Linked DNA regions of Homo sapiens: region 1 is linked to region 2. Evidence: chromatin loops called from intact Hi-C (ENCODE). Cell type or tissue: PC-9. All regions are shown on one strand. Links, peaks and the distances in the headings refer to the core of each region. The heading gives the core; the rest is flanking DNA. Region 1 has its middle 15 kb from the start of TM2D3. Region 2 has its middle 34 kb from the start of LINC02348.

Region 1 (2,914 bases), core at 136-2,635, 57 kb after region 2:
GGGACATTTGGGTTGTTTCCACTTTTTTACTATGAATAATGGTGCTGTAAACGAGTTTTTTAGTGTATGTCCTAAAACCTAAAATAACAATAGACAGATAGGCTCTCCAAAGGAGTTTATCTGGGATTGGTGGGGGATTGCAATCCAAGATACCCATGCCACAATGAACCAAGAAACACCCAAAGATGCTGGGGTCAAGGCAAACTTTTATAAAGACAAAAAGGAGAAAGTCATGTAAGCTGGTTTGAAACAAAAACTCTTGACTGTTGAAGCTCATAGCTCCTCATTGGTCACGCTGGCTGTTGCTGGGGAGATGTCTTCACAGCAGCAGCTTAACATGGAGTGTTTATGGTTTCCAGGGAGTCCTTGTAATAGTTCTTATCATAGGTACATGTGCGTGAGTACTCCTCCTTCAGGGCCTCCCGGATTCATTTTGCTAGGGTTTGACCTAAGTGACCCCATTTTGGTGCTGACAACTTTCACAACATATCTCCACTTCTCTTGGGTGTATACCTAGAAGATTCCCCAAGTCACATGGTAACTCTATGTTTAACATTTTCACAAATTGCCAGACTGTTTTCCTGGGCAGCTACATCACTTTACATCCCCACCAGCAATATATGAAGGTTCCAATTTCTCCACATTCTCATCAATACTTGTTATTGTGTTTTCTTTTTCTTTTATTTTTTAGAGACAGTGTCTCGCTCTGTGGCTCAGGCTGGAGTGCAGTGGTGTGGTCACAGTGTCGATGAAGAGTCCAACTCTGTAAAATATTTGAAGAGATTTATTCCGAACCAAATATGAGTGAGGCACAGTATCAAGAGGTCCTAAGAACATGTGCCCGGTGTGGTCCGGCTACAGCTTGAATTTATACATTTTAGGGAGACATAAGACACCAGTCAATACATGTAAGATGCAGACTGGTTCCATCTGGAAAGGCAGGACAGCTCGAAGCAGGGGCTTCCAGATCATGGGTAGATTCAAGGATTTTCTAATTGGCAATTGGTTGAAAGTGTTATTGTCTAAAGACCTCTAATCAACAGAGGGGAGTGTCTGGGTTATGATAAGGGATTGTGGAGACCAAGGTTCTTATCATGCAGATGAAGCCTCCAGATTGCGAGCTTCAGAGAGAATAGATTGGAAATGTTTCTTAGACTGAAAAAGGTGCCAGATTTGTGACTGATTCTCTGCTGTGTCAGGGAAAAGACCTGAAAGGGAAGGGGATTCTTTGCAGAATGTAGATTTTTCCAAGAGACAGCTATGCGGGGCCATTTCAAGATATGGCAAAGAAACATATTTGGGGTTAAAATATTTTGATTTATCTGTCATGTGATGTTATGCCAGAGTCAGGTTGGAAAGTAAGCCACATCACATAGGGTTAAATAAAACTGCTTTGAGATTTTATAAGGTGCAACTCCCCAGCCCCTTAGATAGGAATTTGGGCAAGAGGGAAAAAAGGTCAGAGTTTAGTCCTCAGTAGCTAACTGTAACTCCACCTCCTGGGCTCAAAGATCGCTCCCACCTCAGCTTCCCAAGTAGCTGGGACCACAGGCGCACACCTGCTTATTTTTATTTATTTTTTTTAGAGACAGGCGTAACTACGTTGCGCAGGCAGGTTAAGAATGCCTTTTATTATAGTCATTCTAGTGGGTGGTGAGTCATTTCATTTTGTTCTCATGTAAAAGGACAACTTCATAATATGTGAACAAATTCCCTTGGTTTTCTCTTCGAGCATTTTGCAAGTTGTATTTTGTGTTCTATTCTACATTCCGTGCCCTGATAGCTAGGAGTGAGGCAGGGAAAAGCTCAGCTGAGACTATATCTTTGCTAGAATATCTGGTCTCTGGTTTCTTGACTAGGATTTTCTAAATGTCCTGAATCAAAGTTTCCTCCCCAGGGAATGATGCAATGACCCCTGGGGGTCACCCCAGGCTTTGGATCCTTTATCTGGTTCAGCAGGGAACCCCTGAACCCATCAGAGTCCCTCCTGTTTGTTCACGAGCCCTCTCTCACTGGTCTCTTCCCAGCAGCCCTTTTCACTTCCCCCAGCAGTAACAGGAGAAAGATATAGATACCTCTCTTTCTCCGAATTAACCTGTTTTTCCTCACCAGTGAGACCCCCCCACCTTTTTTTTTTTTGGAGACAGAGTTTCGCTCTTGTTGCCCAGGCTGGAGTGCAATGGTATGATCTCGGCTCACAGCAGCCTCTGCCTCCCAGGTTCAAGCAATTCTCCTGCCTCAGCCTCCTGAGTAGCTGGGATTACAGGCACCTGCCACCACGCCCACCTAATTGTTTTGTATTTTTAGTAGAGACGGGGGTTTCACCATGTTGGCCAGGCTGGTCTCGAACTCCTAGCCTCAGGTGATCTGCCCGCCTCGGACTCTCAAAGTGCTGGGATTGCAGGTGTGAGCCACCACGTCTGGCCTCCAGTGAGACTTTCTGAGTTTTGTTGCGCCAGCAGGGCCATTTGCGGGAGTAATCTTACACACCTGAGCAATAATTTTTTTTCCCTGTATTCACAATTTTTTGACGTTTTTGGCATTTGGCTGTATCCTTTTGCTTGTTCGCTGTGGAGTTTTCATTTGTTTGCTGGTTTTGGGCAGGAAGGAGGTGCTGGCTTTTCCTACAGTGTGTTTATCATTTAAGTATTTGAGAAGGGAGATGCTGCAATCCAGCTGCACTCTACCACTTTAAAAATTCTCAGCAATACTTTTAGGTGTTTAGCTTACTCCCAGCAATTCCTCCTTACTCATTCATCAAACTCCTAGTCACTGTGCACCTGCTGCATGGCCGGCAGGGCTCTCAGAGCTGAGCTACAGCAGAGAACCAGAGCCCTGCCTTCGTGGAGCCTTAGTAAATTATGTCCACGTGTCTCCATCAAAGCGTATTTTGCATAAAAGTGTTGTGTTTATG
Region 2 (2,914 bases), core at 125-2,624:
TCAGGCCCTTACTGACAGCCCAGAGGCAAGTGGTTCTGAGAAACGTGGGCTTGAACTTTCCAGCCCCCCAGAGGATATCCCCAAGGATGCTGGAGTGGAGGGGCGGTGGTCCAACATCTGCCACACTCACCGCAGTGCCCACCCCTGCCAGGACTCACTCCTTTGAACCCATAAATAACTTTGATCATATCTCCCAGGAACGTGTATATATGTATATGTGTGTGGGGTACATATGTGTGTGCATGTGTGTCCCCTTGTGTAGAGGGTCTGTGTGACTGTGCCAGGGGGGAGAGAGAGACACACACACGCAGTGATAGAGAGAGACAGAGAGAGAGAGAAAGACAAAGAGCCCACAAAGGGGCTGTGCGTGGGGAGCCAGCAGCTGACCCCCTGCCCCCCTCCCCACTTCTTGATCATGGTTTTAACCTCCTTGAAGGCAGGAGATAGGGATGGACTCACTTCCCTGCACAGAGCAGGAGGCTCAGTTCCGTTTGCTGAATGGCGCGGCTGGAAGTGCTCTGGGGGAAGGAAATCAAAGAATATAAGGAAACACAAAGTGGGGAAGGGAACTGACTTTCACAGACAGCTGCATGGCAGTTCATTTAGATGGGGTCAGGTTTTGGCCATCAAAAAAAGCTAGGAAAAACCTTCCTTTCAGAGCTCTTTGACCTTCGGAATCAGAGAAAAGGGATTGTCAGACGTTGCTGTTTTGAGTTATTTCTGGTTTCCCACTTAATTCTCACAGGTCTCAAGGTTGAGCAACTCATTTTATAGGAGAGAAAACGGAGGCTGGGCCAGAAGGACTGTCCTGGGATTGTCGTGGCAGGTGTGGGCTGAATGGAATGGCTAAGCCTCTTCCAACACTGTTCAAACACCCCTCTGTGGAGGAAGAACTGGGAGTCGGGGGCCAGTGCTGCTGTCCCGGGGAACTCCGAACATACACCCCAGATTTGTATTCAAGACTCATTTGTCACTCATGACTCATTTCCAAGTGATGGAATTCCAACTCACAATAGCTTATAAGTTTAGGGGCAGGTGGGGGACTTATTGCTTTGAGTCATGGGGACTTCCAGGAAAGCACAGCGCTTCAGGCATAGCTGGACCCAGGGGGTGGGCAGCCTGTTGCCCAGCAGCTCCAATGAAGGCAATGACTGGCCCAGCTTCGATGGTCTCTCCCCATCCCAAGGAGGGTCAAATTATCTGACTGGCTGGATCTGAGTCACGTCTCAAACTCTGTCACCAGAGGTGGGGTCAGTGCCAACTAAAAGGAAGGAGGGTTAGCCTCCTAAAGACAGCTGGCCAGACAAAAGACATACCGGCAAGGCCACACCACGCACTCACTAACTTGAGCCCCAACTTGGCCTGACCCCCGCAAAGGAGAGAGGGATTCTTTCTGAGACCAAAAACCCTTTCCCAGGTGGAGCACTCCTCTCTAGCAGCCATTTCTCTCCTTAACCGGAACATCACACTCGGCACGTCTGCAAGGGCATATTAAAGTATAAAAGCCACAGAAACAAAATTGAAAATAAAATTTATGACCCTTTTTCGAGCCAATATCCTAAAGCTGACCAAGATAGCCAACCAGATGTGGTCCCGTAAATTGCGGGAGAAGTGTAACGGGCACTTCTATGAAAGCACACACATAGAGGGGGACTCTGCTCATTTCCTAGGTCCCCGGGGAATGGATGAAGAATGTCTCAAAGATCTCGCTTCAGACAGAGAGAAGAGGTGCACTTGCCAACAATCAGCTCATCTCTTCCTTATTTCTGCTAAACTCGTCAAAGCTCGTCTGTTTCAGCTCCTCGGGCCACCTCAGCAGGACTGTTATTGCTACAGAAAAGTTCTGATACGGCCTGAGAACTTCTGTTTCTCTGGCTTAGAGATGTAGGTGGAGGGGCAAATATCTGAGTCCGATTCTGGTCAAGGATGTGCCATTCTTTTTCTTCCCTTTTAAGTCTTTTATTTGCATCTATTTTATGCTGAACTTCTTCCCACGCCGTAAATGTTTGTTTCTTCAGATTCTTCTGGGATACATTTTCTTCTGTGCAACCTCCTTTTCTGGCTTGGGAACAAATTTTCTTTTTTTCTTCAGCAAGGATCACCTCATGGGAGTTCATGTATGGGTTAATCCCACCGTGAGTTCTGTAAATATGGTGGTGCCAATATCTTGGGTACTTTGTTCACCTAGACATGTTCGTTGACCAGAGAATTTACATCTAAACCCTTAAGTTCAGCATTACTCTCTGCATTTTTAAGCAGGTGTGGCAAAAATTCCATACTCTTTTGGATCCTTGGTATCTAATATCTTGGGTACTTTGTTCACCTAGAGATGTTCATTGACCAGAGAATTTATATCTAAACCCTTAAGTTCAGCATTACTCTCTGCATTTTTAAGCAACTGTGGCAAAAATTCCACACTCTTTTGGAGCCACTGACCCTGCATCCAGCCCTACTGTTGGCCTGGGCACACCTCTCAACTCCACCATCATAAGACAGAATGACACACATTGCTTCGGTTAAGATACACCTTTCAGACACTTGGTGGCTTTCCAGATACACACACCTGTCATGGTCTAGGAGTGTTCTTAAAGTGAACACAAAGATTTAAAACTCTTGATGTGCATGATTTTGTGGGGGTTTTCTGCGTCAAGTGAACAGTAAACCACTTTCACAGGTCACCAGAGACCGCTTATAGGCAGAGCTCCCATTCTCTTTAGATGTAACCTTCTCCTCTGGTTGGATGGAACAGGGGCCATGGTAAAAGTTGCCCACAAGACCCAGAAATGCGTGCGTGAGTGCATGCGCGCGCGCGCGCGCACACACACACACACACACACACACACACACCCATGGAGAGCCTCTCCAACAGAGCAGAGGGAAGACAGGACAGACTCTTCACATGGAAGGCTCAGAA

What was found. Hi-C counts contacts between places; a loop is a spot of excess contacts. Peaks named below come from ENCODE experiments on the same cell type or tissue, not always from the same donor. Only the 100,000 strongest peaks of a DNase experiment are listed, where the experiment ranks them.
Region 1: it touches region 2 in a loop (12-fold over the local background); 5 of 110 quality-filtered maps call a loop at or near these places.

What each region holds. Positions count from the first base shown.
Region 1 is chr15:101,636,172-101,639,085 of GRCh38, forward strand. It overlaps a transcript of TM2D3 not described here. Among named protein-coding and RNA genes, the nearest start is that of TM2D3, 15 kb to the right of the region's middle. In PC-9, for the core only: no CTCF peak of the experiment used is centred there; a DNase peak (open chromatin) is centred at 1,630; H3K27ac peaks cover 1,978 bases.
Region 2 is chr15:101,578,903-101,581,816 of GRCh38, forward strand. No RefSeq gene overlaps it. Among named protein-coding and RNA genes, the nearest start is that of LINC02348, 34 kb to the right of the region's middle. RefSeq lists an enhancer at 388-1,587. In PC-9, for the core only: no CTCF peak of the experiment used is centred there; a DNase peak (open chromatin) is centred at 1,149; H3K4me3 peaks cover 393 bases; H3K27ac peaks cover 1,731 bases.